Regions from separate parts of the Homo sapiens genome. Here region 1 is linked to region 2. Evidence: chromatin loops called from intact Hi-C (ENCODE). Cell type or tissue: mammary epithelial cell. All regions are shown on one strand. Each heading gives the region's core, and the rest is flanking DNA. Links, peaks and the distances in the headings are about the cores only. Region 1 overlaps PALLD (palladin, cytoskeletal associated protein). Region 2 overlaps PALLD (palladin, cytoskeletal associated protein).

Evidence for each region. A loop is a pair of places that touch in the nucleus more often than their neighbours do. Peaks named below come from ENCODE experiments on the same cell type or tissue, not always from the same donor. Only the 100,000 strongest peaks of a DNase experiment are listed, where the experiment ranks them.
Region 1: a loop joins it to region 2, with 4 times the contacts of the local background. A loop is called at or near these places in 4 of 110 quality-filtered maps.

What each region holds. Positions count from the first base shown.
Region 1 is chr4:168,651,349-168,664,270 of GRCh38, reverse strand. The region is part of intron 2 of PALLD (palladin, cytoskeletal associated protein); the gene reads right to left. All of the region lies in intron 2 of LOC124900808 (a long non-coding RNA gene), which reads left to right. Among named protein-coding and RNA genes, the nearest start is that of PALLD-AS1, 9.2 kb to the right of the region's middle. In mammary epithelial cell, for the core only: no CTCF peak of the experiment used is centred there; DNase peaks (open chromatin) are centred at 7,820 and 9,560; H3K4me3 peaks cover 885 bases; H3K27ac peaks cover 2,779 bases.
Region 2 is chr4:168,580,517-168,593,438 of GRCh38, reverse strand. The region is part of intron 2 of PALLD (palladin, cytoskeletal associated protein); the gene reads right to left. The region is part of intron 1 of LOC124900807 (a long non-coding RNA gene); the gene reads left to right. Among named protein-coding and RNA genes, the nearest start is that of PALLD-AS1, 62 kb to the left of the region's middle. In mammary epithelial cell, for the core only: a CTCF peak has its summit at 7,731; DNase peaks (open chromatin) are centred at 4,118, 5,498, 5,928, 7,698 and 1 weaker place; H3K4me3 peaks cover 269 bases; H3K27ac peaks cover 5,903 bases.

The DNA of each region.
Region 1 (12,922 bases), core at 2,965-10,964, 71 kb before region 2:
CAGTTTATAATCAGTCTTAATTTATTTTTTTAAAGTACAAATTCCATGGAAGAAACAGTACAGAAAAGCATTCTGCAACATATTCACGGGTTGTTAGCAGGTACTCAATGAGAAAAAATTTCATGGTCAAATAAGTTTAGTAAATGGCTGGATTGAGACAACGTTAAACAAATTTCTTTGCTGCAGGCCTTCCCAGGGCCTTAAATAAGGAAATGTGAATTGCAAACATCAAGGAGGGAGATGTAATATGTATGTAGCATTTTACAAATCTATTAGAGCACAGATTTCTTCACTATTTGTTATTTCATCGGATGCATGTTCTAAAGTAATGTGGGGCTGATAATAAATATTTTAAAGCATCAACTATGTTCAATACTCTATGGATCAATTTTAAAAGTTAAAAATTGCATTTTTTTTAAACAATCAAGAAGTAGTTGATTTCTAGTTGGGGAAATTGGCATAAATACATTTGATATCAAATAATGGCATGAGGAAACAATACAGACGATATCAGAAAGGGACAAATGATCAATTATCAAATGAATGAGGTTAATTATTTTTGAGTACAGAGAGAAACATACAAAAAGAACATAATTTTGCATGCATTCAATTTTGCATCTAGGACATTGCTGACCCTGCAGGGACTGCCCATCCCAGGGTTAGCCAGTTCCTAGAGGTGTTAAAGACCCTCCTGGGAGCATGCCCTCCATATGCAAACTAACCAGTCCAGAGCCCACACACTCTGCACCCCCTCTATTGGGCTCTCATACTCAGGGCCACAACTTCCCTCCCCACATCAACCCAGGGCCAGATACCAGACAACCAGAAACAGCCCCTGTGCTTGAGAACCCACTGGAATTACTCAAAACAGGCAGTTCTAACCCTGCGTACCTTGCCTCACCTATCCCTTTCCTGTGGGTTCCTAGGCAAAGGCACCTGTCCACATTTCCCCCTTGCTCCTTGGCCTTCTGACTGACCCTGGCACGTCCCCTGCAGTCCCCTGTGGTGTGGCATGCCCCCTCCTCTTGGGAACTATGAATAACAAACTATTTAGTATCTTTCCAATGACAGTCATCTCCTAATCTGTTGACCTCACCACATCCGAATAGCAGTCAAACCTACATTTTCAAACAGGGCACATTGCCATTGAGCTTATCAAAGAAGAATATGCTTACAGATGAAGAAAGGACTGAACAAATAGTTTAATATCGGCCACAGTTTGTGCTTTAAAATATATATGGAGAGAGGCTTATAGACTTTCACCAACTCAAACTGAAGTGCATTTAAAAAGCATAAAATTAAACTGAAAATAATCTAGTTAGTGCATATATGAGAAAAGGAAATCTGCCTCATCCACTCTTCATGTAGCTGATTAAAGATGCATCACCTTCTTGTCTAAACTAACAGAATCTTAGAGTTTTGAAGTTTGGCACCACACATTGGACGAGATGGGTGTGCTACAGTCATGTTTGTTTAGTTCAGTTTCTCAAAGGTCATAATTCCACCAGCTTCCTGGCAAAGAACTCAAAACATTTACTATTCTCTAAAGAGGTAAATGGGAGGAGATCTGTTGGTTAAATTTTGACCTCTTGAAATTTCTCTCACATTAAATTCTTGTTGCTGGTATCATTTAGGGAAAGAGATACTAGGGTGACAAGCTAAACAGTGAAACATACAAAATAGGATGAAGTATAGGTTTGGTAAATGCATGGCACAGGCAAGGACACTATCCCCCTTCTTCCTGTGGCAGACATCACTCACTCATCAGAATGTTCTTTGCTAGTGAGACAGAATGTCTGAGAATCCTCAGCACAGCTGTTTAAGGCTACAAAGCAACTAAAGTTGAAGGCTGAAATGAAACACATTTGCCATCCTCAATTTGATCTCTTTCTAGGGGATACATTCTCACTTTCCTCCAGATCCTGAAAGCCCTGTTTAATTGCTATGGGCTAAGAGTGGAGAGGGGTTTTGATTGAGAGAGGAGTGTGGGTGGAATGTGGCTAAGAGAGAATCCACTCAAGTAAAATTTGACTTGAGAACCCCCTCGGACATTTATTCATTCCATTTTGAATACCTGGAAGCCTTTTATCTAGTGAATAGTATCTGGGTAGCATATCAAAAAATTAAAATCTTATTATCTACATTCCCATTCTGAACTTCTGATAAATTTCAACTTCAATCACATTTTTTATTTTCTGCCATAAAATCATAAAAATATGTAATTATGATCTCATAATTAGGATGGAAAGATCATACAATATTTGGGAACAATGACAATTCTTAAGGACTTATAAAAATTCAAATTAAGGGAAAGAGAATATTTATTGAATGCATATTATATGCAAATATGACCTTATTTTATTTTCACAAGTACCTTGTGAAGTAGTTGTCATTATATTTTTAGATACAGCAACTCTCATTTATCTATAGCAATTAAAAATAAGAACACAAACAATAAAAACCACGTAGTCTCCAAAATTTCATTTTCCTTAATGCTTTTGGCTTTCATCTTTCATCAAAACATGTATCTATGGATAGACACATGTTTTAACAAAGCCTACTGATTCTTCCTCTTTAATTTCTAGTGCAGCTGTTAAATAGCTATGTAATTGCCACACAAACAAGGAGCTGAGGGAAACTGGAGAGCCAAACCTTGCAAAATTAGTGGGCATGGTACATGCCCCTTCAAAAGAATTAAGTTGCTAATATAAGAATAAACCAGTTGGGACTGGCTGTCAGATTTCAAGACCATAAACAGCGTATGAAAATTACCTTGTACTAATTGGAAATAAAATGTAAAAGGATTAGAAGATCTAGTCATACTCATTCATTCATTCATTCATCAATCAATTATTCATTCATTCATCAAGGGGCTTTTTTCACTTCAACCGCAATGCAGGAATCGACTGGAAGCATAGATGTCAGCTAAGCCAGGTTTCTTAGTTCATGAGACTAGTAGCAGGGGCTAACGGAGAAGAAAATCCAATTGTAGACATAAGGAAATACAATGACTATATTTTACCTAATGAGCTTAGATTTTTCCATCACATAGAAACCTGTATTGCACCAGGCATGGTGGCTCAAGCCTGTAATCCCAGCACTTTGGGAGGCCGAGGCGGGCAGATCACAAGGTCAGGAGTTCAAGCAAGACCAGCCTGGCCAGCATGGTGAAACCCCGTCTCTACTAAAAATACAAAAATTAGCCGGGCATGGTGGTGCATGCCTGTAGTCCCAGCTACTCAGGAGGCTGAGGCAGGAGAATGGCGTGAACCCGGGAGGTGAAGGTTGCAGTGAGTCAAGATCGTGCCACTGCACTCCAGCCTGGGTGACAGAGCGAGACTCTGTCTCAAAAAAAAGGAAAAAAAAAAAAGAGGAAGAAGAAAGAAACTTGTACTGCTTCAAAAATCTTTCAAAGTTGGGTATAGCTTCATACTTACAGATTAAGTTTCTTTGGATATAATACTCAAGTTGAAGTCAATTTGTTGGAGAGGAGATAATATTCTCCAGTATTGAATTTTCCTTGTTCATAAAGGATTATAGTACATAAAAGGAAAAAGGATTGTAACATTATAGTTCTGTAAGATGGCATATTTCTTTATACTATTCTGTGCTGGGATTTTGAAATTGTTTTTTATAAATATGTATACGTACACATACATATGTGTGTGTGTGTGTGTATTGTTGTTGTTGCATAATGATTCCTCCCTCCCCGTAAGGATTTTCCAAACATTCCAGCTTAAAAATTAGATGGTGCCAAAAATTCAAGGATCACATTATCGCACTAGCAGGATGTGGCTGGATTGAAATTCAAGAAGATGTTTTACATGAAAATGTTCAATATGTAATTGTTCACTTTCTACATTTCAAGGTGAGGTTAAATGTGACTGCTGACTTGGTCTGAGTCCAGTTGTTAAAGGAGAGTGGCTGCATCTGTCCACAGTCCTAGGGCCTTTTTGGTTAGGGATCAAAGGGTCAGGAGGATAATTAAAATCAAGGGGCTGCAGCTGCTTCAGACCAAATGGCTGTCCTTGAAAACCACCAGTCACTTCCATTCTTGGGTGGTGTAAGAACATTTAAAAATTCACCTCCCTGACGTGGTCTACTAATATCTTTCTCTTGTGATCCTGGCAACTGGCAGTGGGGCTCTGAACTGTATACTGGAGCTGCAGTACACATCTGGGAATGCTCAGAACACTCCGATTCTCCAAGATAGGGTCATGGGTGTTGATTTTTATGATAATAAATTCATGATTAATGAAAGGAACCAACAAATCACTGCAAAGTCTAAGATACACTTTCTAGTATAGACTACAAATAGCTTATGTTAAAAAATCACATATGGCATTGCTTGGCTTACAAGTTGACTAGCAGTATCTATTTTAATACTAACACTTAGCAGGAAATATAGATTTTATGAGTGACAGTTTCTTTTGGCTATCTTTATTTTATTGAACCACAACTACGTATCATGAAAATTCTCTGTGCACTGTATTTTAAACATGTGGCTTTTAAAATGAAACAAATCTGACTTATAACGCTTATAAAGTTTCATCAGTGAATCTTGGCTAATGTTCTCCAACTTTGCTAAGCAAAATGGTAAATGTTAAAAGCCAGTTAATGGAAACAATCAGGTGCTTATTAAATAAAAGCCTTTAAAAACTGTTGAGTCTTTATTTTCTCCTTTAAATCAATTCCTTTATGCTCAAGGGGAAACAAGGTTATGTTGAAAGATGTCTCTCCATTTCTTCCTCACAACTTCACTGATTTGTGCTTCCTGACAAAATGTATCTTCAAAGGGATGTCACGGGTGATTTCAGGATGGCAAATTTAGCCCCCAGCTGCCTCCTCCTCCCAAAGCACATGCAACCACATGGCTTCATGAAGTCCATACTTGAAGAAAACTGAAGCAACCAGTTTCTGTAATGGTATAATAATGAAAATAAAGGGTAGGAAAAAACCCCAGAGAGATAAGTGCTTCAGCAATGGTTATATTTTCCAGGTGTTCCTTTTCCTCAAAGGAATGGCAGTGGTCTGCCACGAACTGGAGAACCACCAAAACGAAATTTGAAAGTGATGCCCAAGATAAGTTTTGTTGCTGCCTAAGCTCCAAGTCAGGCCATCTATAAGTATTGCATTTCATACATCCACAATGAAACACTAATTAATTTTTATGGAGTATTTTTTGTCTGGTCACCAAAGATTTCTTAATTTTTTACATGTGTTCACATTAACCACATGACACACTATGTTTATTCTGTCATGTGGACTTATAGGCAGACCGAAGTGAAATTAATCGTTGTCTAAATTTACTATGGCTATAATTTCATGACTGCTTAGCTCGAAGGCCAATAGCTAAATTTGTGTGGACAACAGATGTACTTTAACCTTATGGCCCCAAAGAGACCAATAAATAGATTGGCTTTTTGAAATTCAAAGCCCAGGAAATAATAAAATAGAATTTGAACCAAAACCAGATTCATGTCTAGCAAGTCTTTCCTCAAATAACCACTTTATCTCCTAAGGAAAAAGGATAAAATAGAAGGATGGACCAGCCCAGATAAAACTCAACTACAAAAATGATTTTATCTTGCCTTTTTTTTTTCTTTTTGACCATGAGAGGTAGCTTAGTGTCTGACACTAGGAATATACAGATATTTATTTACCATCTTTTAAAAACAAATACAGGCTGGGCATGGTGGCTCACGCCTATAATCCCAGCACTTTAGGAGGCCAAGGTGGAAGGATCACTTCAGCCCAGGAGTTAGAGACCAGTCTGGGCAAGATGACAAGACCCTGTCTCTACAAAAAAAATTTGAAAACTAACTGGGCATGGTGGCACGTGTCAGTAGTCCCAGGTACTCAGGAGGCTGAGGTGGGAGGATCACTTGAGCCCAGGAATTCGAGGCAGCAGTGAGCTATGATTGTGCCACTGCACTCTAGCCTGAGTGACAAAGCAAGATCTCATCACAAAAAAAAAAAAAAAAACCAAATAAAAACCCACCACCAACAAAAAACCAAAACCTATAAAAATAGATAAGTGAAATCTACTAAATATCTGTGCTGCCAGAAGCTATTAAAATCTTAGATTGCTTCTAATATTTTCCTCATTGTTGATGCAGTGGAAAGGACCTAGGACTTGGAGTCAGCAGTTCTGATGAAGCAGCCTCATTGTCTGGGGTAAATACCTGGGGTTCGTCGTTGTTTTGCACCAAAAAGATGAAGGACATGGACACACACAAGGAGTGGGTTTAGAAGCAAAGGTTTAATAGGCGAAAGAAAGATAAAGGAGAACAGCTCTCTCTCTTTTTTTGAGACAGAGGGGCTCCCGAATGGGAGTGCACTGGATTTTATAGGCAGGTTTGAGGTGGTGGTGTCCGATTTACGTAGGGCCCACAGATTGGTTGGACCAGGTGTGACGTTTTGGGAAGGCTGGCCACCCCACCCTAATCTTATTATGCAAATGGGCTTTCCACTTGGCTAGCCCATGTCATCTGCTCCTTACTGTACATGTGGCTGGCAAAGAAAAGGGAAGGTGGAGCTGCCATTTTGAACATGCCTAGTCTCAGGTGCCTGTTCCTATTGGCACAACTGCTGGCATTCACCCATGCAAGCTTCCCGCTTGCTTGTCTGTGTCTGCAGCTCAATTTTACAGGCTGCTCGTTAGTATAATTTTGGGGCTGCTTTTCATTAAAAGGAAAACCTTACCAAGGACTCCTATACCCTCACTATCTGCCTAAATAATTTCTTCTTAACTCTTATATCACTGAGTTCCAGTTTTGCCTGGTCCATAGATCAACTAAGTTGACTGTGGTCCAGTCAGTCTCTCATTTGGGGTTATAGTTTCCTTATTCGTGAAATGCAAGGAATGGGCTAAGACTAGAGTTTCCTCAAATGTGTACCAAGAAACTAGTTCTGTAGCAAGTTGACAGATAACATTGAAAAGGTTTCTGTGGCCAAATAGGTTTACCAAGCACTGGGTTAAACAAAGTTAAACATCTGTCAGAAAGTTAAACAGAACTTTTTAGAGCTCTGTGCCAATATACACTGAATTTCTGAGAGAGAAATATGGCAGGCATCATTCTCAATCTTACTGGACCATGGAACATGTGTTCTGTGAATCATGTTGAAGGATCAGTGTTCTGGGAACACATTTTGAAAACACTGGGTTGGATTATCACTAAAACCTCATCTGGCTCTATGGTGGTGACATTTAATACCTAGCATACATTTTACAACTAGCTTTTCCAGAGCTTATGGCAGACATCAGTAATACGGCAAGCCCTATATCCCATTGATCCCCAACTCGGTTTCAGAGTCCTTCTCCAGTGATGCTAGGGGCAGCCACTACCAACCAATTAGTGTTGGCCCCTGAGTTGAAACATATTTGCTATGCCTGTTTTAACAGTCTATGTTTACGTATAATTTTCTTACACAGGAATTAATGTGAAATGTTGATTTCTAATCTCTCACGTATCCTTGACCGTTAATTCCAAGAATTTTCTGTTTTTTTAAATAAGCTGCCATTTGGGCATGGCACATGAAAATACTGGATTTCCCCCCACAATCTGGATATGCAGGGTAAACATATATTGCCCAAGCCGGGACATTTCTGAGGATGAAATAAATAGGTAACCATTGATAATTATAGGAATAAATAATAACTGTTTCGGGTAAACTAGGATGGGCAGTTGTCCTACTTACAGCTCATTGCAAGAGCAACTAAAAAATGTCGTTTTGGCACTAATGAATATTATGGCTTTTTGCAAATGTGACTCATTCCCATGAGTAGACAGGAGTACATTTCACAATACGTGAAGGAAAAAAAGGTTCCCACCCCATCTGTCACTCATTCACAAATTCTCAAGTTACACTTGTTAGCTAAAAAAATAGATTCATCCTCACCAATTCCCTATGCAAGTACAAAAATAAGTCAGCATGACCTGACAAGCCACACTTCAAAGTTACCTACATTGTGAAAATTTGTATTGAATGCTTTCAAGGCTCCAAAGCGTTGGGGGTGGGGGGTGGGGGGGTGGAGAATGGATTATAGAGAGCTGAGAATGAGAAATTGCATACATAAATCAGCTAGAGGTGCACATTCAGCTATTCTGTTGCTACAATTACAGCAGGTAATTATTAGCTATTGTTGTAACTTGGATTACATTCCAAATGGGATAAAATGGGAGATGCTTTATCAGACAATGCTGTCAGTCTTCTGTGCATTTGGAACCTGTCCACTGAAATACAATGATCCCCTCAGAATTATGAAACTCCAAAGGACTAAAGTCAAACTAGGCAAAGGGGCCACAGCTCCTATTGGTGTCTTCGACTCTATGGAATTGCAGAAACCCACGTAAAACAGTTCATGTACGGACTCCTAGAATGCCCAGCAGTTAGTTCTTTGCATTTAACAAACAATTACATCCAATACAACTTTTTTCCTTAGCAATGGAAGAACTTTCCCCAAAGTCAAAGGACAGGAGATGTCCCTCAAAATTTCCCCGAGTTCATTAGTGAAACCCCCAGTTCCTTGCCTTAATCTATGTAATCACGACTAAGAATATGGGAGGAGAAAACTGAATGGAAGAAGAGATTGAGAATGAGAGGAAAATGCCTTACTTTTGGAAAAAGCTAAAACTTTAGAATTCAAAAGGCTTCGCTTCTTTATTTTTCATCTGTTCTCCAAATGATGCTTCAGTTGGTTGAGGCTCCCTCCACAGAGCCAAGTTCAATTGCTCAGGGCAAGGAGGACAGCCAGATTTGGTGGTGATTCTGTCAGAGGCTGAGGAAGAGCCTCCCTTTGCAGAGTCCTGGCTCTAGTCTAATCTAATGGTGTTCAAATGTGGCTAGTGTGGTCTCTGAGGAACCACAAAACAGGCATCTCAAACAGGGCATGAGTGCACACGAACTTAAAACTGTAAACTGCCCCGTCAGTCAATAATTGTATGTACAGAAATGGATTCACTTTCTTTTTCAAGGGTTTTCCCAGCTAACTCCTTTCAAAGCCACCCTCCTTCCCGAATGCTTTTCCCTTGTTCTTATTCTGTGTTCCTTCTAGAAGTTCATGTTTAGAGGTCAGCTTTCCAAGGAGAGCTATGATAAATGAAGTATCCACTGAGGAGAGAACTCTTTTAATTTGATAATGAAACATTAGAGGTAGAAGGAATTATATTCTTAGCAGGTAGCACTTATGGACCTTGCACCAACTATTCTGGCTAAAATTGTGAATGTCTTCATTTTTTAAAAAAGTGAAATTACACTATTACACACACACACACACACACAAGTAGCCATATACATATATGCCTGGATTTAACATCTGACACACTCCTTGAATCAAGTTCCTGAAAGATTTGCAAACATTCTGCAAATGCTGCCTCCTTTTCTTGTTCTAGTTACACAGGTAATTCTCTAAGTAACACCTGTCCTCCTCCCAACCATTTTGATCAAATACATACTTTTGACTGTGTAGACAAGTGAGCTGTTGTCCAAGAAGGCTGCCTCCACTGCTTCCCCTGAGAGCCTGGTTATGCAGAGCTGCAGCAGAGCGGGGAGGGGCCTCAGGTGTGTGAGCAAGAACAGGAAGTCAGGACTAATTACACCTTGTTTTATTTGGCCATTTGAATAACGAATAAAATGCCATGTTTCATTTCAGTTGGTTTTTCACAGCAAATTGCCTAAGGCTGACATTTCATTCTATTAATAATAGACTAGATTTTGTTTTTAAAAGTAGGAAAACTAATGTTATCACTTGATACAGATTTAGATCTTTTTCTTTGAAAAATACAGTTTTCGTTATGTCATGATGAAAATGTTCTTCTTTCTGACACAATTAGAGCCTCACTACCTGGCTACAGTCCATCATTTTGTGCTTATATCCTGTATGCCCTAAAGCAACTGTGATCTCACAATGCACAACTTTTAAAAATTGGCTTCAGAGGCACTTAGAGACTTGGCAAAAGACAAAAAAATACACATAACACCCCTTCCCTCCTCCCCAAAAAAAACAACTCTAAAGCTATTACATGGTGTGGTGGGGAAGAGGTGGAATTAGAAAAAAAGGATTTAGCATATGATATTTACTAGTTGCAGGAAATTATAATCGTTCCTTTGTTTGCATAAGCAAATAAAAATGTGTATTTTTGTGTTTAAAATTATCACTGATGAGCCATGTGTAGTCCCAGCTACTTAGAAGGCTGAGGTTGAAGGATTGCTTGAGCCCAGGAGTTTGAAGCCAGCCTGGGCAACACAGTGAGACTCTGTGTCTTAAAAAAAAAATAACTGATCTCATGCCTGTAATCTCAGCACTTTGGGAGGTCGAGGTGGGCGGATCATGAGGTCAGGAGATCGAGACCATCCTGGCTAACATGGTGAAACCCTGTCTCTACTAAAAATACGAAAAATTAGCTGGGCATGGTGGCGGGTGCCTGTAGTCCCAGCTACTCAGAAGGCTGAGGCAGGAGAATGGCGTGAACCCGGGAGGCAGAGGTTGCAGTGAGCTGCACTCCAGCCTGGGAGTCTCCAGATGAGACTCTGTCTCAAAAAAGAAAGAAAGAAAGAAACAAACAAACAAACAAGCAAACGATAATGACTATACGTGTTTGCTGTGAAGGAAAAGAACAGCATACTCAAAGGTTGTCTTGTGGATCAATGTTCTAATTATCAGAGCCCAATATGTGTATAGCCGAAGAGCTAGATAATGTGATTTCTGCCTCAGCCATATCTCTCCTTGGGGTTGCCAAGAACTGTCTGTCATAAGGAGGACAGGTCAACAGCTTTCAAGTCTGTGTACATTGTGAGAAAGTGTTTCCCCACTACCTTACCATTCTGGCAATTTATAGATGTTGGGAAAATTAAAAATTAATCTGTACTAGAAAAAGGTGGAGAGGTCCATCCTATATGTAAATACTATTTACACACCTGCCTTTTTGCAATTCCTTTGGGCAAGAATGATCATAGTCTCCCTATAGCCTTTAGTGTTCCACTGATCCGCTGTTTTTCCAGGTTGTTTGAAATTGGACGTAAAAATAGTTGTCTGGGTACTATGTTAGGTCTATGTTGAAGGAATTAAAAAAAATTCCCTGAGGTTTCTTATGGCTAAAATTATTCCATATGTTCAAAGATGAAATAGATCAAAATGGCTTAGTGAGTTCCCTGTCACTAGATGCTCTGAAGAGGAAGAAATAATTGACAGAGGTGTTGTAAAGAAAATTCAAGAACTAGATGGATGATTCCTTGAGGGACTACGATGACTGGTGCTATCATTTTTCTTTTCTTTTAGCAAGCATGACAACTGACGGCTGAAAGTGGGACAAATCATCTAATGCCTGGTGTGCTGAACACTAAAGAATGGCACAGTCCTCTTAATTATGATGCATTTATTAGATTAGGCTAATTTAATTAAGATAATGCTGGAGATTTCCAGGGGCTTTCTAATTAGGATGGTTTATTGGGGACACACTAGCTGTAAAATGGAGCTTAGATTCAGCACACACACACAAAAATACTATGATGTTTCCCTGTTTGCATCACAAAATATATTTTAAATAATGCTTTCATTCTTTGAACGAAAACCTGAATCAACATCTCACATTTCCTCTCCTAGGAAAGCTTTCTAAACTTAATCATATTCATTCGTAACTTCCTTTGTACTAAAGTTTCCAATGTTTCTTCCCAAGGTTCATGTTTTAGCCTTATTTCATTGACGTAGAACCTCTAACTTTAAAATGTTTGTGTTAACCTGCACGTTGTGCACATGTACCCTAGAACTTAAAGTATAATTAAAAACATATAAAAAATAAAAAAATAAAAATGTGTTAGAAAATTACATGCTAAATTCAGATCCAATGTGGTGTAATTTAATTTTTCAAAGGCCCATTTGAGAGCTTTGAAGAGATTTTTAAAACGCTATTTAACCAAAGAATCAGTTTCATGAAATTTATTTTCACATGTACATATTTTGGTAGTTTCCTGAATATCCCACCCCTTCCTCCATTTTTATATCCTTTCTGATTTTTCAGCATTCTTCTTGGGGAAGAATCTCATGCTTATCACCTATAGAGTAAAGAAAATCATGATTTCTGCTTGGGATTGGTGCACACATAAGACTATCTGTTGGGAAAGGAAAGTGCTTTTCACTGCTCAAGGAACTCTCTGCCATGGTCACGCGGTATGTGACGCTTCACAAGCGACATCTGCCCCTCAACATTTTAACCCTCAGAGCCTACCCTCCTGAGAGGGTGTGGAGTGTTGAATCTGCCTCTGCCCCACCAGCTATGCTCAGTGTTGAGAAGCCAAAACAAAAACAAAGCAAACAAACAAATACAAAAAAACTAAAGGAAAACCAGTCCCTCAGTTGGTTGTACAGAATCACTATTTTTAGCTATTCACTTTTGTTCAAAAACAATTCTTTTCAATAAGAGATAAAATTTGCATTTTTGTTCAAGTAAACATAACATGCAGATATTCATGGTTATAACCTCTCATTTTTCTTCTTTACTCTCATGTCACTGAGGAGGAGGAGTAGAAATTCTTCCCTCCTCCCCTACCTCTTCTTCTTGTAAAGCATCATTATGTCATTGTGATTTCTAAGTGGCTAAGAACTAAAGTACTTAATAGCTCTAAAATTCTGCTGGGATTAGAGGTTTTCTGGCCAGTGACTAAAGAGCTAACCTTGCGGGGGGGAAAAAAAAAGAGTTCCATCTTCAGAGATTCTGTTTTAATTGGTCCAAGGTCGGGCTGGGCTTTTTTGTTTGTTTAATTGATACATGGTGACTGTTCACACTTCTAGGGTGTAAGTGTTACTTTGATGCATGTTTGTGACAGGTAGTGATCCAGTTAGAGTGACTGGAATGTCCCTCACCTCAAACATTTATCATTTCTTTGTGTTGGGAACATTCCAGATCTTAAGGAAAAAAAAAGA
Region 2 (12,922 bases), core at 3,143-11,142:
TTGCCTGGTGACTGGTAGTGTCTTTACTAAACAAAGTACTTTTCTTGGCTAACAAGATATATGCTGAGCAGAAAAGGTAGAGCTGAGAGGTCTCTCTTCCTCCCCTTAATCAGAACAGATCCAGCAGAGAGAAGCTGGAGCCCATGATATTCGAAAGAATCCAAGAAACTTTAGCTGTGTTGGAAAAAAGCTTAGTAGGAGAGATGAGAGTTTAGAAGAATGGAGAGGGAAAATCTGATGAAAGAGATGAAATTAACCATAAACATTTAAAAGAATATCATCATGATTTTTAACAATCCAGCAGAGCCTATAAAATAAAATTTATATAGAAGATTATTAGGGAACCAGTAATTTCACTGTGTGTTATACTTTATGAAGTCTCTTATAGTAATTTTTGCATAGTTGACTTTTTTTTTTTTAAAGGAAGAGGCAAATGACATTGCATTTTATTCCACTATAAATCTCAGGAGCAAAGCCTTAATTCATGTGACTATTTGGGATGGTTCTAGACACGTAGGTCTCTTCAAAATTTTAAAGCTCAGATCTGTCAGGACAATGACCTAGATTCCTCTTCAAGTTTGGTCCTGTAGGGCTTGTTGCCCCACACAGTATAATAGCAGTAGTCTTTCTACCTTGGCTTCTAGACAGACAAGCAGGCTAAGTTAGAAAAGATACACATTGTAGATGAAGATGAGCTTTTTTTTTTTTAATATTTCAAATGACTACATCTATAGGAGAGATATGATATGTAAGGCATAACCATAACAGAAGAAGAGTTAGGGTCAAGTCAAATAAGATCTAACTTGATCTTTTGCTGCAACTTGGTGATCTCCATGCAGTGGAGTTCCTGAATTTTAGGAACAGATCATTTTATTCTATTTTGCATGCATCTTCTAACAATTGTATTTTGAGGCACATTTTAGCATGACTTAACTAGTTTTTGAGGTCTCAAAGTAAAAACACTCCAAGGTACTTTAGGTTCTAAGTAAAGTTTCTCATCTTTTTATGACAATACTGTTGTTTTTCTCCTGTTAACTGAGTTCTCATAGACATGTTCTATGATATAGTTGGGACTCTTCCTCATGACCCCTTCAAGCTCATAAAAATCCATAATAGGCTGGGCGTGGTGGCTCACACCTGGAATCCCAGCACTTTGGGAGGCTGAGGCAGGCGGATCATGAGGTCTGGAGTTCGACACGAGCCTGACCAACATGGTGAAACCCCCTATCTGCTAAAACCCCATATCTATCAAATCTTACAGGTGCGTGGTGGTGCGCACCTGTAATCCCAGCTACTCAGGAGGCTGAGGCAGGAGAATCGCTTGAACCTCGGAGGTGGAGGGTGCAGTGAGCTGAGATCGTGCCATTGCACTGCAGCCTGGGTGACAGAGCGCGACTCCATCTCAAAAAAAAAAAAAAAATCCATAATAGTACTAAGAGTAGCCGAAGAGTAGCATTTCCCTGGTTTATTTCACTCATCCATATTTTGGAAGTTATTTCTCAAATACCCAAGTGACTTTTTAGGATAATATTTTTATTGCTCCAAAGCCTCGTCTTTTATTTCCTTTTCATTCTCCACAGATAACATTGAACATTTCCTGGGGGCCAAATTAATAATAATAAATTCAGTCATTAACATAAAAGGAAATGTAATTAAATTATTCTTTTAGGAAAGAAGATATAATGACATCTCAGGCCAGGAATTTTACACTAAAAATCATAACATATTTTGGAATTTCTCAAAGTACAGTTTAAAAAGATACATCAATATTATATAGAAATAGAATAGTCATACATAAACTTTGAGTTGATGTTATTGAGTGAGTTTCTGAGATTATACGCAGGGTTGGAGGTGAGACTTTCATGAAAGGTCGTTTTTACCGGTGATGAGAAAGCATCTATGGTAGTAAAATTGTGACTACTTTTTACTAAGTGTGAGTTATACTATGCACTTACGTCTTTAATGCCCACATCAGTTTCATAGGGATGTATTATGATCTCCTCTTCGTAAACTGGGAAATACAGGAAATACAGACTCAGGGAGGATAAGGACCCACTTAGAGCTAAATGGTATCTGGCCCACTGGGATTTGAACCCATCGCCTGACTATAGAGTCCTATGTTGTGCACCTCAGCAGGCAGACTCATAGTATTACTGACATCTCTCTAACACCATTGAGTGGGAGGAACCGTTCCAGTAAATCTTTTGGAGAGAAGCTAAGAGGGTCTTACAGAATGATATGATAGAAAATACATACTTTCAGCCAGGTGTGGTGGCTCACGCCTGTAATCCCAGCACTTTGGGAGGCTGAGGCAGGTGGATCACCTGAGGTCAGGAGTTCAAGACCAGCTTGGCCAACATGGCGAAACTCTGTCTCTACTAAAAGTGCAAAATTAGCTGGGTATGGTGGCACAGGCCCGTAATCCCAGCTACTCAGGAGGATGAGGCAGGAGAATTGCTTGAACCTGGGGGGAGGAGGTTGCAGTGAGCCGAGATCGCACCATTGCACTCTAGCCTGGGCAACAAGAGTGAAACTCCCTCTCAAAAAAAAAAAAAAAAAAAAAAAAAAAAAAAACTTTCTAGGTCCCCTTCTGAGTAAAGACGGCATACTCTTCTTCACCTATTTTATCCCATTCTTCACTCCATGGTGTTCTACCCTGTGCTGAAGAGCAGGTTTGCTTAGTTATAGAGTAGGTCAGTTATTACCAAGATCCTACTGTGTGCCACGGACATCTCCTAGAAGCCCAGCCAGTCCCTTGCTCATTTTCTTCCTGGTTCTTTAGGATAATCATGAAGAATTGTTTCTTACTCCAACTGGAAAAACAAAATTCAAAACCATATGCCCTGCTACTTAAAAGCCACTAAATATTTCATTATTTAATAGATGATACAAGTAGAAGTGAATTCTTGTTGTGCCATTATTATACAGAAAGCCAACATTTTCCTTGTGAATTTCTGATGATATTTTAACAGGGTGGTTCTAACTGGTCTCAGAATTTTTCTGAGGAATAATGCTATTTGTTGGAAAAAATACTTAGATATGCACTGGGGATAAGCGGATATTGAGACTTTTGTGTAGTTGTTAAGACTGTTTTTTGAGACGGAGTTTTGCTCTTGTTGCCCAGGCTGGAGTGCAATGGCGCAATCTTGGCTAACTGCAACCTCCATTTCCTGGGTTCAAGTGATTCTCCTGCCTCAGCCTCCTGAGTAGCTGGGATTATAGGCGACTGCCACCACGGCAAGCTAATTTTTCTTTGTATGCTTAGTAGAGACGGGGTTTCGCCATGTTGGCCAGGCTGGTCTCAAACTCCTGACCTCAGGTGATCCCCCCGCCTTGGCCTCCCAAAGTACTGGGATTACAGGCGTGAGCCACTGAGCCCAGCCTGAGTGGTTAAGACTTCTAGTCAACCTGAGAAAAGAACTTTTAAGTGTGCCAATCCTGGAGGCTTCAGTAAATTCTTCCACCATGTGACATTTGGTGCAAATGGACATCCTTGTAAAAACTGGTGAAGAGCTGGGTTTTACACTTAGGTGGACATGGGGCCAAATGAGGCAGCACGCAGGTATACAGAACAGGAGCAGAGAGGATCATGAGAGGAAAAGCAGTTGGGAATCCTTAGAGACCTTCAAGAGTTTAAATCTTTCCAGTCTGGCACTGGGCAGAAAAGTCCATTAGGCTTGATTCTTTCAGTTGCGAGTGAGGCTCAACTAATATCTGGATCTCAAGATAATTTATCAACAATGCCTCTCATGCTTAGCAACTCCCCAAACTTTTCTTTCCTATCTTTAATATGGAGTGTCAGCTCTGAATAGAAATTTCAACTTGTTCTCCCCCTTCTTGAGCTTTCAAATGTGAAGAAATTGACTCAGCAGTAGATCTATAGTTTTTGGTGGTGGGGGTTGGTGGGAGTGGGTACAGTGGACTGGGTTATCCCAGGAAAGATTTCACGGTTATAGAACACTTTAAAGTATAGGCACTGATAGTCGCAGGAGGAAACGGACAAAAAATGGCCTTAAAAAAAGATGACTCAGAATTCTGACTCAGAGGGATTGGGGCCAATTTCTGATCTCATCTTGGAGCTTCTTGAAGCACCTGGACTTTCCCTGAAGGTCTCCTACCTAAATTGGAGCTTAGACCACACCTGTCTGGCCCTGAGGGAATAAGCTGACAAGCACCCGGCCTGCAGTGGATGCAGCTGTTCTCATTAGATCAGACGTGGATCAGAGTGATAACTTTCTAGAAGCATAATTTACCATACATTACAATCAAGAATGACAAATTACAGTATGGTAAAGCACTTTAGAAACGACACAAACTTTCCCTGCTAAGGGAGCCAGCTCTGACGAACCAGTACAGTTGTGCTTGACAATAGCCCGCTTGACTTTAGGGACTGTTGTCCTATTACCTAGTGTTTTACAGATACCCCTGGCCTTAAGTTCATTTTGACCCAAACATAAAAACTCACTGTCAAGGAACAGATGAAATTTCCACAAATTGACTCAGTAATTTCATCTAGAGTTGCAAATTGAGTATTTCATAGAGGAGAATACTTGAAAGAAGAAATTGGCTGGAGGAAAATAATTTTACTTGAAGCTGTTTCTGATAGAGATTGAACACGGCTATTTTTTTAAACAAACCATTTTGCTCTTTGTACATTTAGAACATTTTAATTTAGTGAAGTAATCTGAGAAGAATGATAACCAGAGTATGCTTAAAAAGTATCTGACACTCAGCCAGGCACGGTAGGTCACACCTGTAATCCCAGCACTTTGGGAGGCTGAGGCGGGCAGATCACTTGAGGTCAGGAGTTTGAGACCAGCCTGGCCAACATGGCAAAATCTCGTCTCTACTAAAAATAAAAATACAAAAGTTAGCCGGGTGTGGCTGCAGGCACCTGTAATCCCAGGTACTCAGGAGGCTGAGGCATGAGAATCGCTTGAACCCAGGAGGCGGAGGATGAAGTGAGGTGAGCACGCCACTGCACTCCAGCCTGGGTGACAGAGTGAGACTCTGTCTCAAAAAAAAAATAAAAAGTATCTGAAACTATTTCCATTTCTCTCTCAAAATCTGCAGACAACCATCTGAGGGTGACTAGGTGAATAAATCTTCTTTAAGGTGCTCCTCTCTTTCCCAACCCCACATTTCTTCAACATTTGAAAATTCTCACAATAATGGGCCAGTTTCATAGCTCAGGGTGTTTGGCTCCAGGAATTTTTTACAAATCCATCCTCCCAGGGCTCACAGTGATCCTGGTAGGAAACTGGGAATGGGGTCAAGGGAGAAGAAAAGCAGAGCAGTGGCTCTCAATCTCACAAACTGCTGAGAGGAATGGGCACTCCGCAGACATTCCCAGGCCCCATCGAGACTGACCCAGATCCAAGAGCGCCAGTTAGCACCAGATTTGACTTCAGAATGACTCAACGGAGTTTCTGCCTCAAGGGGTTTAGCCCTGGAGAAAGGCACCAGGAGACTCCCTTCTTGTGACACGCCTCGCAGTCTCATCTCCTGTCCACTTCCCCTCCTGCTTGCAGCCTTACCTTCCCACTTGAATCTCCCCTGCACCCCCCTGAAGAGCGCTCCACTGTATTTTAATGAATCATCTGAGTGCTGTTAGGCCAAGTGGTGACTCAGTTTTTTGGCTATTGGGGATGGCAGGAGAGTTCTCTTAACTCAGTTTTGTGGATTTCTGTATGGTGGAAAATGGGAGGAGGTGGTGAAATCCTTAGTCTTAGTAGCACTGGTTAGGGAATTGCTACAGCAGGGGAGAGGTAGAATAGGGAAAAAAGCAGCTGGCCAGGGATAACCTTAGCCATGCACAAGGCAAGCTGAGGTTTGAGAAAAAACGGAAAAGTTGGGAGATGCTGGCACAGCTGTCCTTCATAACCGCCTTCACATCCGCTCTCCCTAGCACTGAAGCCTCCCTGCGCTTTGGAGTCCCTGGCAGAGACTGGTTTGGGCAGTCTTTCCAGTGAAATCTGGTGAGCTGTCTGCTGCTTTAGCCAAGGAGTCCTGCTACTGAATGACATAAACAGTTCCCTTTCTTCAAGGGTGAAAGTATATTGGTGTGTTCTAGCAAACCAAGCAAAACGTGAAAAATATTTCAATTTTTAGGTGGCATTTGGTCAAGTGATTGCCTATGTGGTCTTCAAAGAATGTCTCCACTGGGGATTGACTATCATGATGCCAGAATTTTCCAAATCCCTAGACTCTTGAAGATCTTTCTAGCTGCTATCATTTGAAAGCTTAGCAGATTGTTGTTTATATCTACACACCCGCATTCTTCAACATCAGCACTGCAGGCATTTTGGGCTGGAGAATTCTTTGTCGTCGGGGGGTGTCCAGGGCACTGTGGGATGTTTAGCAGCTTCTCTGGCTTCTACTCTCTAGTACACCCCTCTCCCAGTGGTGACAACCGAAATGTCTCTAGGCATTGACAAATGTCTTCTGAGCAGAAGCGCAGCTCTGCAAAGAGACTGTCTAGGATACTAGACTTTTCCTTTTTACTCACTCTCTTATCGCATGGTACCCCTAGCTATGTCTCCTTGCCCTGAGGGAACGTTCGATTTTTTTTTAAGGAAATTCAGGAGAAAATATTTTTTAATTCCACAAAAGAATTAATGCAGAATTGAGAGACTGAACTGATGATGATTTGGTATATAAGGGTTTGAAAGACCTCTAATGTTTAAATTAGGCTTGTTCCATGGATGTCCAGAGTGCCCTGGAAAGCATGACCCATTTGAACCCAGGAAGCAATCAGCTCTGCCACCAGGAGCACTGGGCAGCCATATGATCAGAAACTGGGTTTACAGTTCAAACCCAGTACTGGGTTCTAATCCATACTTGCACAATGATTCAGCTTACGTTTTAGCTTGGCAGTTCTAGAAATCTCTGGCTATCTCAGTTTTACCAGTTCTAAAGTAAAGAGAGGGATTCGCTCCTCCTCTCCCTCCCACAATTCCCAAATTAGTGATCAACGACAGCAAAACGAATTGGGTCCAGCATGTAGACAGTGGTGAATTCTGGACTTTGCTGGGCAAGGGAATCTCAAGTTGAGGCTCAATTGTGAGGTGTAACAAGGTGTGTAAAAAAAAACGTTCTCTATATTCTTAAGAAGGGAGTTGCTACATAAATTTGGGGCATATCTAATTCCTAATGGTTTACCAGGAGTTTGGGAATACTGGAATCAAGGGGTGAAGAGTCTCAGCTTTTCTTTTTTGTGGGGCCGGAAGTAGTAGCTTGATAGGCACTGCTTAGAAAGCCTTTTTTTTTTTTTTTTTTTTTTTTTAGGTCTCTTGAGGACCTGGAGAAGCGATGTAGTATACTAAAGATATCTTAAAGTGCTCAAACACTCTGGCTAAATAAAAATTTCTCAAGACATTTCTTTCCAACTCGAACAAAATTACCAAAATATGAGGACATTGGTAACATTTAAACAGCAACCTTAATAGACCTATAATAGTAAACAATACGACTGTATTTGGTTTGAGGGAAAGAAGTTTATCTAGCTAATGCTATTTTCCTGACATTCTACCAATGCAAAGGACCCTGGATCCAATACTTTAATATGTCATTGTGTGGAAATCTCAGCTCTGGCCTCTTAAGAGTACTAAGAAGATTCCCCAAGCTAACTCTGACATTGTTTGGGAAACTTGGCTCCTAAGAGCAGGCGTGGGCTGCTTGGTTCCACCCTGGGCTGGGGAGCTTTTCAACTGGTATTGTGTCCACAGGCTCCCTCAGCTGGTGTCTCCGAAAACGACAGGCTGCTCCTCATACTGTCCTGAGCGCTCAGAATTAAACTGATGGGGCCAGGGGCACACTCAGTGCCTGCGCTGGGGACTGGATCCCAGGCCCCCCTCTGTTTTCTCTTCTATCTAAGAGTGCCTTCGTGCATAGACATGACAGCATTGATGAGCTGTGGGATGGCTGCAATCCCTACTTCATAAAAAGATGTGGGTCAGTAGAGAGAGGTGGGAGGAGAGGCATAAGGCTGGTTGCAAATCTCTTTTCTGTGACCTGCCAGTATAATTGAAGCTACATTGTTAGTTACACCTCATCTATGAAATGGGTTACACCTCATCTATGAAATGGGTTAATCATTTCCTCTCCTACACGGACACACACACACACACACACACACTCACACTCATATATTCTCATGGTCACACACACACACTACTCATAAGGATGTTGTGAGAATTAAACAAGATAATGGTTATAAAACCACTTGATAAACTGCAATATGTCATAAAATTTTGAAACTATTGTTTTTGTTGTACATCATGAGCAGTATGTCCTGTGTTCCTACATCTTTTAGAGACCATTCAATACATTTGGAATCTATTACCAAATAGAAATAGTTTCCAAAACAAACATATCTATCTTCTTGTCAGTTAGAATTAGTCAAATTTTTATCATAAATAACTATTATTATATAAACCAGTTATATGGGAACTGGTGTAAAATAGCCAAGAAAGGGGGGAACTCTACTAGACATTCCAAATAAATGTGTAGTTTCTTCATGTGTGTGTGCATGGGTACTTTGTTGAGGGAATATTTTGCTCACCATTGGCCTAGAATAAATGTTTGTTAAATGAATGAAAGAAAATATACATTATATAATGACTTTCCATCAAACAGTCCCCCTCAAGTTTATCCATATTCTCAGCCATGGCAGGATTTTCCATCACACATGGTCCACATTTGAATGTTCATATTCAGAAACACGGCTGGGTGAAACTAAAGTTTACTCATTTTTGGATGGCAGAAACAAACCACAGATTGAAATAGAAGACATTGTAAGCAATGTGTCTGACATACTTGGTGACTAAGATAGAAAACAATTCCTTAGATGCCTTAAAAGTGACATTTATTTTATATATCCAACTTTTCATGAAGGCAATCACACAAATTAAGATTGTTAACACATACTCTAATGAAGGATTAAGTAGAAATTTAAATGGAAAGATGACAAAATCCAAAATAACAATTTTTGGTTGAGATCCAAGAAAGATGACTTATGAACACATTTCTTTGTTTAATGCCAGACCCAGTAAAAGTACCATCTTGGTTATCTGGCATCTGTTCCATGCCTATTGGCATTCTTAACGCACACTGTAATGATACAGTGGTTCAGCAGAGGGATGCTTACACTTTGTTGAAATCTGAATATATTAATTTTAATTGCTTTAAATTAAAACTGAAGACGAGGTAAAAAAAAAAAAAACCTGATGGTCTTAGAGTACTATATAAGCTGGTGCTAGATTTTACCTGATGTCTATACATAATGATTTCCAATTATGCAAAGCCACATTGGAATGGGACAAAATAAAAGTGGGATAGGGATAGAATCTGATATTTATTTGGTTCCTTCTTTGTGTTAGACACTTTATGTGCCATTTCATTAGCTTCATATGCACCCACGCACAGAGTTTCATGCTCCTTATTTCAGAGATGAGAAATTTTGGGCTCAGAAAATTTAATTGCATGTACTAGAACTGGTAGAGAAAAAATGGAAACTATGCCTTTCTTGGTGGTGGGGAATACCACCACCTCAGTTTGGATTGGAAGGTTGGAAGAAAGAAAAGATATCGAAGGAAAGTAGACCTGAGAACTAGGCTTGGTAAACAGACAAGGTCCCATTGGCCACCCAGCAGAGCAGAAGTATAGAGTAAAAGCACATTGGTAGGAAAAGAAAAATATTATCACAGATATCCCAAGGGCTGAGATGTGTAATATTTAGTCCATTAGTCCATTAGCCTTAAATGGAAAATAAATATTCTTTTCAAGTGAAGTAAATCTTGAGTCTCCCTCTTTATCCAACTCCATCAAACTGATTGGTGCACTGGAAATATTTCCAGAGGAACCCAGACTAGGAAATAAGTCTGGTGCATGAAGATGACGGTCTATGTAATCTAGAACCTTTCTACTCCAAGTGTGATATGCAGACCAGCAGTATCAGTACTCCCTGGGAGCTCTTTGTGATTGTGGAATCTCAGTCTCCAGCCCAGACCTGCTGAATCGAAATGTGCTTGGAAAACTCCTCAGGTGATTCGTATGCACATTAATGTTTGAGAAGCACTGATCTAGAATAAAATTTTTTAGTTTCAGCATCATCTATTCACTTTCACATACTTTTTAGATAATTATAAAGGATATTTCACTTTATTCATCCATACCATACACATAGCAAAATATTGTAGGAACAATATCTTAGATTTCACTGTTTCTCATCCTCCTAACTTTTCCTAATAAAACAAAAAGAAATGTCTCTGTATTTATTTTAGTTTTGTACATATTCTACTTGGTCTTTTCTCTTGTTCCTAAAGACTATATGATAAGTACATTAGGGCTGAAATATATAGAAGAGAGTTAAAGTCCTATCAGGGAGGGAAAATGAGAAAGTACGCTGCTAATAATGAGTATGCTGTTTACTCTTTTATTATCAACTCTAATAATTTCTTTGTCCCAGTACTTCCTGGCTTTCAATGAACAGTAAAGTACTGGAACCAAGGAATTTGTTCAATTAAGAGTGCAAAGCCTTTCATTTATCAGGCACTGGCTTAGGTTGGAGGCAACTATGCATATAACATTATATTTTCCCACAACAAAATACCAGCAAACCAAATTCATAGCATATTAAAAGGATCATACATCAGGATCAAGTGAGATTTCTCCCTGTGATGCAAGAATAATTCAACATATGCAAATCAATAAATGTGACATACCACATTAACAGGATGAGGGATAAATATTATCTGATCATCTCCATAGATGCAGAAAGAACATTTGACAAAATTAACTCCTTTCATAAGAATTCTCAACGAGATAGGTATCAAAGAAATGTTCCTCAATATACTAAAGGCATATATGACAAGCCCATAGCTAACATCATAAACAGCGAAGAAATGAAAGCTTTTCCTCTAAGATCAGAAATTCAACATAGTACAGGAGGTCCTAGCCAGAGCAATTAGGCAAGAAAAAGGAATAAAAGGGATTCAGATCACAAAAGGGAGAAGTCAAATAGTCTCTGTTCACAGATGATCTGATCTTTTATATAGAAAGCCCTAACGACTCCACAAAAAATCTGATAAACAAATTCAGTAAAGTAGCAGGATACAAAGTCAACATACAAAAGTCAGTTGTGTTTCTGTACACTAACAATGAACTATATGAAAAAGAAATTAAGAAAACAATCCCATTTACAATAGCATAAAATCAATAAAATACCTAAGAAGACATTTAATCAAGGAGGTGAAAAATCTGGACACACTGAGAACTATAAAACAGTAATGAGAGCAGTAAGATACTTGCATAAAAACAGACATATAGACCAATGAAACATAGTAGAGAACCCAGAAATAAACCCATACATATATGGACAGTTGGTCTTCAACAAGGGTGCCCAAATTACATAATGGGGAAAGGACAGTTTCTTCAATAAATGGCACTAGAAAAACTGGATATTTATATGCAGAAGAAGGAAAGTAGACCCTTACCTCACTCCACATACAAGGTCAACTAAAAGTGAATTCAAGATTTAAATGTAAGACATGAAACTGTAAAACTACTAGAAGACAACATAAAAAAAAACCTTGACATTGGTTAGGCAATGATTTTTTGATATGACCTAAAAAACATAGGCAACAAAAGTAAAAATAGTTAAATGGGATTGCATCAGACTAAAACCTTCTGCAAAGCAAAGGAAATAGTCAACAGAGTAAAGAGACAACCTAAGAAATGGGATAAAATATTAGCAAACCATAAATCTGGTAAGGAGTTAATATCCGTATATATAAGAAACTTAATTCAGTTGAGTTTACTGAGTAACTCAGTAACAATATCCCCAAATAACCCTACTTAGAAATGGGCAAAGGACTTGAACAGACATTTCTTCAAAGAAAACAAATGGCCAACAAATACATGAAAAAGCACTTGATATCACTAATCAGAGAAATGCAAATCAAAACAGCAATGAAATATGACCTCACACCTGTTAGAATGGCTACTATCAAAAAGACAAAAGATTAAGCGTTGGCAAGGGCGTGAAGAAAAGCAAACCCTTGTACACTGTTGGTGGGAATGGAAACTGGTGCAGCCATTATGGAAAACAGTATGAAGGTTGCTCAAAAAAAAAAATAGAACTAGCATAAAATCCAGCACAATCCTGCTTCCAGGTATATACACAAAGGAAATGAAATCAGTATCCTGAAGAGACATCTGCACTCCCACGTTCATGGTAGTGTTATCTACAACAGCCAAGATTTGGAAACAACCTAAGGATCTGGGTATTTTTTTTTAATATTGTAACTTTTATTTTAGGTGCAGGGGTACATGTTCAGGTTTGTAATATAGGTAAACTTGTGACTCAGTGGTTTGGTATACAGATTATTTTGTCACATGGGTACAAATCATAGTATCTGACAGTTTTTTTTTTTTCCTGAACCTCTCCCACCTCCAACCTTCTTCCCTCCAGTAGGCCCCAGTTTCCATTGTTTTCCTCCTCCTGTCCACATGTTCTCATTTTTTGGCTGCTAATTATAAGTGAGAACATGCAGTATTTGGCTTTCTGTTCCTGTGTTAGTTAGCTAAGGATAATGGCCTCTAGCACCATCCATGTTCCTGCAAAGGACTTGATCTCGTTTTTTTTGGCTGCATAGTATTCCATGATGTATATGTGCCACATTTTCTTTATCCAGTCTACCACTGATGGGCATTTAGGTTGATTCCATGTTTTTGCTGTTGTGAATAGTGCTGCAGTAAACATATGCATACATATGTCTTTATAGTAGAATGATTTATATTCCTTTGGCTATATACCCGGTAATGTGATTGTTGGGTCAAATGATAGTTCTGTAGTTAGTTCTTTGAGGAATTTCCATACTGCTTTCCACAATGGTTGAAGTAATTTATACTCTCACCAGCA